2 separate regions of the Homo sapiens genome follow, and region 2 is linked to region 1. The links are chromatin contacts, found by Hi-C or POLR2A ChIA-PET in ENCODE. All regions are on one chromosome and are shown on one strand. The core of a region is the stretch at or near the end of the contact, and the rest is flanking DNA. Distances in the headings are between cores, read along the strand shown.

Region 1 (6,282 bases), core at 943-3,442:
TCCCTCACCTTCCCCCAAAGTGTGTGAAGGGGGTGCAGAGGAACTGCATGGAGGAATAAAAAAAACTCATTGACATAAGGTCATCAATTATAACAAATGTACCATCCTGGTGGGGGATATTGATAATAGGGGAGGCTATGTATGTATGGGGCAGAGGGCATATGGGAAATCTCTGTTCTTTCTGCCCAACTTTGCTGTGAACCTAAAACTGCTCTAAAAAATAAAGTCTATTAAAACAAATCTCATCGGGGGAAATGAAAAATTCACTTTACTTGGGGAAGGGACATGTGGACTTTTTGATTTTTACAATTCTGACTGGGAATTAGAAGTTGAGCTGAGTAGAAATGAGAATGGGAGTGGATGCCAGTTTTACAAGAATCAAGCTTCTTGCTTGGGCAAATCTGTCATGACTAACCTGCCCCATTTGCAAAGCATTTCTGTCTGGGTTTTATTGGGGCTTCACAAAAGGGTGTGTATTTAAAAATAAAAACACTGAAAAACTTTTGTGAAGATTCAAAGAAGAAAACATGCAATGAAGTGAGCAGCCTCCGATTGGATAGACTTGCCTTGTGGGGCTGGGTTGCTTCTCCCTGACCGGCGACTTCCAAAGCCTCAATAAGACGAGCTATTGGTCAGCAGTGCCTAAGATGCTATGGGCCAGGCTGGCCAAGAGGCTAGCAAGCACAGAGATGGAAAAGTCCAGTTCACAGTTCAGCACCATCACTCCATCACACCTTACAGTCACCAAGAGGTGCTCCAGAAATGGTGCAGTCACAAATTGGTTGCAACAACGGAGGCTTGGCTTTCCCTGTGACCACTTAAAGTGGCTCGATTTGGTTTTCTGAGCCCCGAGCTCAGTTCTTCCTCCCCTAGACCTTGGGAAGTACGAGCCATGGATCTGCAGATTCCAAAAGAAAGTGGGCTGAGCAAGCCCTGTTCGTCTGGCTGTCTGGTAAAAGACACATCCATTGTGCAGCACCCCCACATCCCTGGCATATCACGGTGCTTTTCCTGGAAAAGTCCATATTGGATTTGCGGTCTTGAAAACCCCAAGCTTAAAACACCCTGGGCCTCAGGATTTCCCCCCGTGTCCGTAATGCCACCTCTTCTACTCCAGGCTACCTCCCACAGTCTAAACAAATAAGCAGAAGGAGATTCTCACCCCACTCACACAGGCAGTCCAAAGTCCACTTCTTGCTTGGCTTTTTCTTTCTCAAATACCTTTTCTCATAGCCCTGATACTTCTAAACAGAAAGCAATAGCCTGCCTTGGGAAGAAGATAGACAGAAAGACAGGAACAGAGTCCAGATCCAAAGGTAGCTCTTGTCTGGCCTTCCTGCTGGAGCTACTCTCTGAGGGTTCCCAATTTGCATTTCCCACATACTGTAACCAGCCCTAGCCTTCAGAAATCCCAACTTCTTCCCTCTTGCTTTCTTGGACCTTCTCTTCCAAGAAAATACACACCAGTATGACCGCACTGTGGCCACTGCTGGTTCTCAGCCAAAAGCCTGGAGTTTTCACTTCTACTCTCTCTTCCCACTCTAGCCAATGCTTTCTGTTGACCCATGCTCCTGGTTTGTCAGCCTGCATGTGCACAGATTCCCTCCCAGGGCAGGGATGTAGGGCAAATCTTCTCCCAGAGCTCAGTCCATCCAGCTCAGTCTCTCTAGGCTGGGTCTTTGCCAGAAGATGCCCATGTAAAACCAACCACTCAAGCAAGACTTCTACCAGGGCCTGTCACCCTAAGACTGGTCAGAAAAGTGACTGGAGCCTTTGGCTTAGAGCCCCTCATTTCCTTGGAAACTGGGGTTGGTGGGGCTGAGTCTTGGAAACCCAAGGGCCCAGGAACTTATAATGTTCCTTCCTCTTTGAAAGAGGCAGTTGAAACTGACAGCCAGTCCCTAAGGAAGAGTGACCAAACACAATACCCAGCCCTGCACCTTCTCTCCATCCACGAAGATACGCTGATTCCTGGCAGCTAACATGGGACTCAAACCATCAGGCAGATGAACACTCACCTGTTCCGTAGCTTGCCCCAAAAGCCAGGGAGAGAAACAGCACGAAGGTCAAGGAGAGGAGCCCCTTGGGATCCATCAGCCAATGAGGAGAAGGAAGGGATCCTGGCCGGAGCCTGGCAGCTGCTCACAGATGCCAGGCAGAAGCAAGCTTCGTGTCATGCAGCAGAGGCTGTCTGATTTATGTATCAGGAACCAGCAGGTTCCTGAACCCGCTTCCTGTATCACTGGGACTTTTTCTGCTTGTGTCTTGAGGATTGCTCATCTCCCATGAGGCTTTAAATCACTTTTTTGTTCTCAAGAAGCAGGCTTCTCAAGAAGCCAGGCACTTAGCCTATGGGAGCCAGGAAAGGGGGTGTGTAGTCACCTCGGCCAAAACCCGGCTTTGGGCAGAAACATGCGCCCCAGCTTCTTTCCTTAGCTGTCTCCAGGAACCGGATGTTGCAGATTCTCTGAGCAGTTCTCTCCGGTAAGTCTTCTTGGATTGCAAAGAAAAGATGTTTCATTGGATCACTCCTCAAATTTGGCAGTTCACAGCTGAACTTAGATAACTGCATTTTGATGAGCTAATAGACCTCTTACTTCTGTTTTATTTCATAATTTCAGATGACACCTCAACATGCAGTCTGGTGCAGGTGCCACTGTCACACAGAGATGGGAAGGGCATGTGCGGGTCACTTGGAAGAAACCCTGTGACCCCGATGAGTGCAATGTGGTATAATTTAGTAGCCCATGCTCCTAGTTTGTCTTCTTGCATGTGTGTGGATTCCCTCCCAGGCAGGGATGTAGGACAAATCTATCCCAGAGCTCCATCCTTCCAGCTCAGTCTCCTTGTTGTGTGTGTGTTTTCTCCTCTAATTTTTAACGTCTGTGGGTACATAGTAGATATACATATATGTGTGTGTGTGTGTGTGTGTGTGTGTGTGTGTGTGTGTGTGTGTATGTATATATATATGTATGGGGTATGCATATATTTGTATGGGGTATATGAGATATGTTGATAGAGGCATGCAATATGTAATAATCACACAGGGTAAATGGGATATCCATCACCTCAAATATTTATCCTTTGTGTTACAAACAGTGCAATTATATTTTTATTTTTAAATGTGCAATTAAATTATTATTGACTATAGTCACACTGTTGTATTATCAAATACTAGTTCTTATTCATTCTTTCTATTTTTTTGTACCCATTAACCATCCCCACTTCTTCCCCAACCCCCACTACCCTTCAGCCTCTGGTAACCATCCTTCTACTCTCTATGCCCACAAGTTCAATTGTTTTAATTTTTACCTCTCACAAGCAAGTGAGAACGTGCAAAGTTTGTCTGTCTGTGCCTGGCTTATTTCACGTAACATAATGATCTTCAATTCCATCCATGTCATTGTGAATGACAGGATCTAATTCTTTTTTAGCTGAATAGTACTTCATTGTGTATATGTACCACATTTTCTTTATCCACTCATCGGTGATAGACGCTTAGGTCGCTTCCAACCTTGGCTATTGTGAATAGTGCTGTAATAAACATGGGAGTACAGATATCTCTTCAATATACTGATTTCTTTTCTTTTAGGTGTATACCTACCAGTGAGATTGTGGATCATATGGTAGCTCTATTTTTAGTTTTTTGAGGAACCTTCAAACCATTCTCCACAGTGGTTGTACTAACTTATATTCCCAACAACAGTGTACAAGGGTACTTTTTCTCCACATCCTTGTCAGCATTTGTTATTACCTGTCTTTTGGATAAAAGCCATTTTAATTTAATTGGGGCTGTGTTGTATTCTGGGAGTTGCCTTTATTTTGGAGTTTGTGTCTAACTTTTCATTGAGGAGAAGGAACTAGTATTGGCAGAAGGAGGATCCCGCCCTTTTTCATGAGTTAAACTATAAGAATGGGATACTGGAAGTGTAACCAATGCTCACAGGGAGACTTGAAAGAGTAGGGAAGTGTTTTTAGAGTCCATTGTAACAGGTCATAGGCACTCTCTGATGGGCCTCCCCATGGGGATCAGGTAATAAAAGCTGGTGAGATATGTGAACTTTATCCTCACTGTTTTCTTCCTTCCTTTCCCCAGCACTCAACTGTCCTCCTCACAACTATTCCCAGTGGTGTGTGCTCGAGTCAGCATGTACCAACTCATAAAATTGTTAAATTTTCAGGAATCTGGATGGGCACAGTGGCACGCCTGTAACCCCACCATTTGTGGAGGCCTAGGTGGGAGAATTTTTGAGGCCAAGAGTTTGAAAATAGTCTGGGCGATAGAGTGAGACCTCATGTCTACAAACAATTTTTTTTAATAAAAATAAAAAATAGATTTTCAGGAATCTTGTGAGGTGCTTGATGAACATGGCCATTATTAAACATATAAAATTAAATTAAATTATATAAACTTACAGTTAAGCTGGGCATGGTGGTACATGCCTGTAGTCCCAGGTACTTGAGAGGCTGAAGCATGAGGACCCCTTGAGCCCAAGAGTTTGAGGCTGTAGTATCTTTATAGCAGTGTGAAAACGGACTATCATGATCATGCCTGTTGGTGTGGTTTGCCGCTGTGTCCCCACCCAAATTTTATCTCGAATTGTAATCCCCATAATCCCCAAGTGTTGAGAAAGGGACAAGGTGGGAGGTGATTGGATCATGGGGGCAGTTTCCCCTCCATGCCGGTCTTAAGACAGTGAGTGAGTTCTCACAAGATTGGATGGTTTTATAAGGCAGTATTTTCTGCTCTTGGCTGCTCTTCTCTCTCCTACTGTGATGTGAAGAAGGTCCTTGCTTCTCCTTTGCCTTCCACCATGATTGTAAGTTTCCTGGGGCCTCCTTAGCCATGTGGAACTGCAAGTCGATTAAACCTTTTTCCTTTATAAATTACCCAGTCTTGGGTAGTATCTTTATAGCAGTGTGAGAGTGGACTAATACACCTGTAAATAGCCGCTGCACTCCAGCCTGGGCAACAGAGCAAAACCCTGCCTTTAAAAAAAACTTCACAACTAAATAAATTATATTAAATAGAGGGAATAAAATCTCAAAGCTCATTGTTTCTTAATTATTTTATGACATTACTGATATCTATGTTCTTGAGGTAATTGACATCTCTTATGTGTCTACAGTGGAAATTAAATACTGGAACATTGGTGCTTCTGGACCTCTCTTCCCCACTCTGCATTCAATGGCATAGTGTTGGGAGCTTGAAACTGGCCATGGTGAGAGTTTATGCCATGGAAATCAGCAAGCAATATAAATCAGAACTTTACTGTTTTGTTGATTGTCTAAATGTAAGAAAGTAATAGAGAAAACATAATGATGCAGAGTAAACTTAAACATGTGCCATGACTATGGCCCTTACATTAGGATTAGCATAAAAAATTGAGGAAACATTTTTCCAGTATTCAAAAACTATCATCTGATTCAGCAAAAAGTCACTAGTGTCACTGATGAGCAAGTGATGTTCCAACATATGTTTTTGTTGTTTCACATTTCTTTAACTTCAAAAAAGACATTAACCAACATTCATGTTGGAACTACATTCCTTTGTCACTTGTAAACACAGTTTGGCTGTGGATATGAATTAAGCCAATATGAAAGCAAACAGCCTGTGAGATCTGTGGCTATATGGAATTTACAATAAAGAGGATTGTACATTTTATTAAAATACAATAAATTTTATTTTATAAATTGCGTGTTACACATTCTTCGTATAAGCAAAATTTATAACAAGCTCATTTACATATATGCATATATTATTTTTCAGAGATCTGGCTCTTAACCATTTACCAACACACCACTGTTACAATAACTGAGAATCCAAATGGTGGAGTGAATGGCATACTGTCTACGTATTCATAAAATATCAGTTGAAATAACTAAATGATGTGAGAATATTGGCATCCTGTAAAAATGGGAAACCAATGATCCAGGTCTGATTTCAAGACTGGTGTTCTCTCCTCAAGCTGCACGGCTCCTGGAATGCATGCTGTCTATTCATGTCAAACCTTCCTCTCTCAAAGACAGACACTTATTCTCTTGTTTACTTTGCCCTTCCTCTCATTTCCAGAATTAGACCTTCTCTAGACTCGCTATGAGGCCTCTCCACTCTGATCTCCTGGATCCCCTCTACACAGATAACTGAGCTAATGCTAGGCACTATATGAAGAGTTTTCCTGTTTGGTGCAATCTAGAACTAAATAAAAACATACATTGAATGAGGGTCAGAAATGGTTTAGATGAAGGTTCTGAGGTTCTAGAGTGGATTCTATATAGAGT
Region 2 (3,788 bases), core at 364-2,863, 510 kb after region 1:
GAACTTAAAAGATGTAAGGAAAAAAAAAAAAAGGAAGAACTTTGGAGGCAGAGATTTTCCCAGGGTCTGCTGGCCTAGTGGGGTGCCAGGCCCTCCTTTGCTGAGCCTAAGCAAAGTACTTAGCTGAACTTGTTCTCAATTCTGATCACTAGTAGTCTTCCTATGCCCCCAAGAGGCTGCTGTGCTTTATGGTAAACTTTGCATGTCAACACCTTCTTCATGTCCCTCTCATAGGGGTGGCAAAATATGCCTGACGGATCATTTCAAACCTTTGTGGGCCAGGAATGTGCCCAAATTTGGACTAGCTCATCTCATGGCTCTGGGGGTAAGTTTTGTGTATTTGGCATAAAAGGAGAAAGAGGGACTTAGGCCCTGAGCAGTACAAGAAAAGCAGCTAAGAATAAAAGGAATAACAGTGATGTCCCTTAAGCATGTTCCCCCAGAATCTGTCTCCAGGAAGGAGCTTCTAATGGAACAAGAAGCATTGACTGGTAGTAATCTCACAGGATTTTCCTTGTATTGCAGCTGGGTCCATGGCTGGCAGTGGAAATCCCTGATCTGATTCAGAAGGGCGTCATCCAACACAAAGAGAAATGCAACCAATGAAGAATCAAGCCACTGAGGCAGGGCAGAGGGACCTTTGATAGGCTACGATACTATTTTCCTGTGCATCACACTTAACTCATCTAACTGCTTCCCCGGACACCCTCCACCTCTAGTTGTTACTAAGTAGCTGCAGTAGGCATTGCTGGGGAAGAAACAAACACACACCAAACAGTACTGCTACTTAGTTTCTAAGGCTGCACAGGGAAGGGAAAGACTGGGCTTTGGACAATCTAGAGGTAATTTATATCCGCCCCCAGGTGGAGCAACATGCGATTCTGGAGGCACGGGGGTAACTGAAAGTGAGTACATATAGTCTTTCTGGTTTCTGGAGATAACCCATCAATAAAAGCTGCTTCCTCTGGTAGCCTGTGGTTCTCATTGGGAGCTGTTAACAGAGGGCAAGTGGGCTGAAACCTGAGGCACATGAACAGCTACGCCGGGTTGGGTTGGGAAAGAGTCGGAAATAGGGGATGCTCTGGTCAGGAGTGGGAATGAAATGTTGACTGTTCCCCCTGCTGCTCAGATCTACCTTTGTCCTTTAGTGGTGAGCCATGCTTTGCCCTACCGTGTTAGCCTGCAAGAAGTGGTTTTGCCGGACCAGCACTTCCCGCCCTCCAGGGATCTTCCCAGCCCTCTGTGAAGTGCTAGATGCTTCTCCACTGGTCTGCGGGCTGGACCCAGGCCTGCAGTTTGCCATACTTGCGCCCCTGCTGTTTGGGAAGGATCTGTGCTGTAAGCCTCGCGGCCATACTACGACTGTCAGATCTCCATCCCTATGGGCTATAGGATGGGGCGACGGCACCCTATACCTCAGGGACTTGCTTTGGAGTCATGGATTAAAGACCTCTCTGGGCAGCGTTGAGAACCAGCGACCCTAAACTTGGCTGCGTTTCCATGGTGTCGATCGCGGAGCCGTGGGGGCGGGCTCACGCAAGCGCCAAGGGACCGGTGGGAGGAGTTCGGGTGTGGATGCGCAGGCGCTTTGAGAGACGGTGAAGCCGGTGGCCGGTGGCCGGGCGGGACCAACAAAGATGGCGGCGGCCCCTGCGGCGGGAGCGATCTGGGCAACGGCTGCGGCTAAAGCTGCAGCCGGGCCCACGGGGGGGCTGCACGGGGGTAGTAGGGGGTGGCCCTGAACTGGGGCCTGGCCCTGGCTGGCCTCTCCCGCCGCCTCACTGGGGGACAGGTACGGGCCGGGGCGTTATGGCATGGCGGGGTGTGGGGGGGCGCAGAGGGAAGACTGCTCCAGACCCGAGAGGACACTCTCCACAAAGGCGCGTGGGGCCCGGCGGGGCCTGGGAGAACTGGGCTGGAGGGACAGCATCCCTGGACCGCGGGGAATACGCCGCCGGATTCCGTAGCCAATCAGCGGTCTCGGCCTTTCTGCCCTCGAGGGGGGCGGACCCGGCTAAAGCCCTGCTGTGGTGGGAGAAGTGCAGAGATTAAGGGTCAAGGAGTTGTTCGTCCTCCATCCCCGACTACTGCTTTCTGAACCTCGACACCATGTCGGAGGTCGGAGGTGGGGGAGGGAATGGATCGTAAGTCACCCATATAGTCTGCTTCATTTGCAGCCCAGAGAGGCAGGGATTCGAGGATGGAGGGCTGTCTTTTGGGCTGTTATTCTTGCATCTACACTACCATTTGGCTAGGGTCTTAAGTGACCCGAGGCACATCCTACTTTACTAGCCGGGTATGGGGTCCCATGTTACGTTAGAGCCGAGATAGGAGTTATCACTGGCTTTTCAGTAAAGATGTGTTCTGCAGGGAGGGGTCGGGAGTATAGAAAGGGTCAAAGCCATGGGCTGCTTATCTTTCATTCATTTGTTTACCCAATAGATACTAAGTATTTACTTTGTACCAAACACGATGCCAGGTACTGGGGATACGATGGCTGATTCGATAGATCTGGTTCCTGCCCTCAGTGCGTATACTGCTCCCCACTTTCGTTGATGTGGTAGTGGTGATGACTGAGCCAACCACCTAATGTGGAAATGAGAGGACAGCAAGATTGTGGGTATGGAATGGGGCAAAGCAATAAGGGAAAATTAGTGTGGCAGGGTTCAGTACAGCAGCCTGGGTTCCCATTTCCCCCCATATTCAAATGCTGACACTCTCTTCTCCTCCCAGGTCCAGCCTGTGGTGTCCACAATGCCCCAGGCCTCTGAGCACCGCCTGGGCCGTACCCGAGAGCCACCTGTTAATATCCAGCCCCGAGTGGGATCCAAGCTACCATTTGCCCCCAGGGCCCGCAGCAAGGAGCGCAGAAACCCAGCCTCTGGGCCAAACCCCATGTTACGACCTCTGCCTCCCCGGCCAGGTCTGCCTGATGAACGGCTCAAGAAACTGGAGCTGGGACGGGGACGGACCTCAGGCCCTCGTCCCAGAGGCCCCCTTCGAGCAGATCATGGGGTTCCCCTGCCTGGCTCACCACCCCCAACAGTGGCTTTGCCTCTCCCATCTCGGACCAACTTAGCCCGTTCCAAGTCTGTGAGCAGTGGGGACTTGCGTCCAATGGGGATTGCCTTGGGAGGGCACCGTGGCACCGGAGAGCTTGGGGCTGCACTGAGCCGCTTGGCCCTCCGGCCTGAGCCACCCACTTTGAGACGTAGCACTTCTCTCCGCCGCCTAGGGGGCTTTCCTGGACCCCCTACCCTGTTCAGCATACGGACAGAGCCCCCTGCTTCCCATGGCTCCTTCCACATGATATCCGCCCGGTCCTCTGAGCCTTTCTACTCTGATGACAAGATGGTGAGGACTTGCCACACACATGGCCTTCATGCCCATGTTCCTCTGTGCTTTCCTGCCATCCTCTGCCTTTTCTGTCCCCCATTTCCCTGAAGTTCCTTTCTCAGCCCTTCATTACAGCAGTTTGGACATGCCTCTCCCTTGCTTAAATACCCTTGAGCCTCCTAGACCCTTTTTTGGGTTGTTGGTGACTCTTCAGCATGGTGTGCCATTTCGGTCCCCAGGGGATTACCCCAACTATTTAGAATTCTTCTTTGGGTCCCCAGGCCCTTCCTTTCCCTTGCTTGCACCTTCTCTACTGGGACTCTGCCTAGGCCTAATTAATCTCTGGAGCTAAAGAGAGGCAGGCACAGAACATCTTAGCAAACGTGGTTGCACATTTTCTGAGCTAAGTAAGCTAGGCTGATTGCAATTGGAGCCAGCAGGAGAAGGGCAAG

What was found. Hi-C counts contacts between places; a loop is a spot of excess contacts on that map. ChIA-PET counts read pairs that join two places held with the same protein, here RNA polymerase II (POLR2A). Pooled maps may share reads with other maps.
Region 2: a loop to region 1 is called in a pooled map, with 2.4 times the contacts of the local background. The contact joins the promoter of USP21 here to the promoter of SLAMF1 in region 1. A Hi-C loop is called at or near these places in 2 of 50 pooled maps. POLR2A ChIA-PET finds 5 or more read pairs at or near these places in 2 of 52 experiments (RWPE1 and T-cell).

What each region holds. Positions count from the first base shown.
Region 1 is chr1:160,644,852-160,651,133 of GRCh38, forward strand. SLAMF1 (signaling lymphocytic activation molecule family member 1) reads right to left here and starts at 2,193. Exons shown (of 7, transcript NM_003037.5): 1 at 2,019-2,193. The coding sequence starts at 2,094. It overlaps LOC107985220 (a long non-coding RNA gene), which reads left to right and starts at 2,158. Exons shown (of 2, transcript XR_001738266.2): 1 at 2,158-2,484; 2 at 2,622-6,282. RefSeq lists enhancers at 2,025-2,234, 2,275-2,324.
Region 2 is chr1:161,157,887-161,161,674 of GRCh38, forward strand. It overlaps USP21 (ubiquitin specific peptidase 21), which reads left to right and starts at 1,614. Exons shown (of 14, transcript NM_001014443.3): 1 at 1,614-1,792; 2 at 2,480-2,620; 3 at 2,734-3,354. The coding sequence starts at 2,755. It overlaps UFC1 (ubiquitin-fold modifier conjugating enzyme 1), which reads left to right. Exons shown (of 6, transcript NM_016406.4): 5 at 235-325; 6 at 526-970. The coding sequence ends at 606. RefSeq lists a silencer at 1,693-1,842.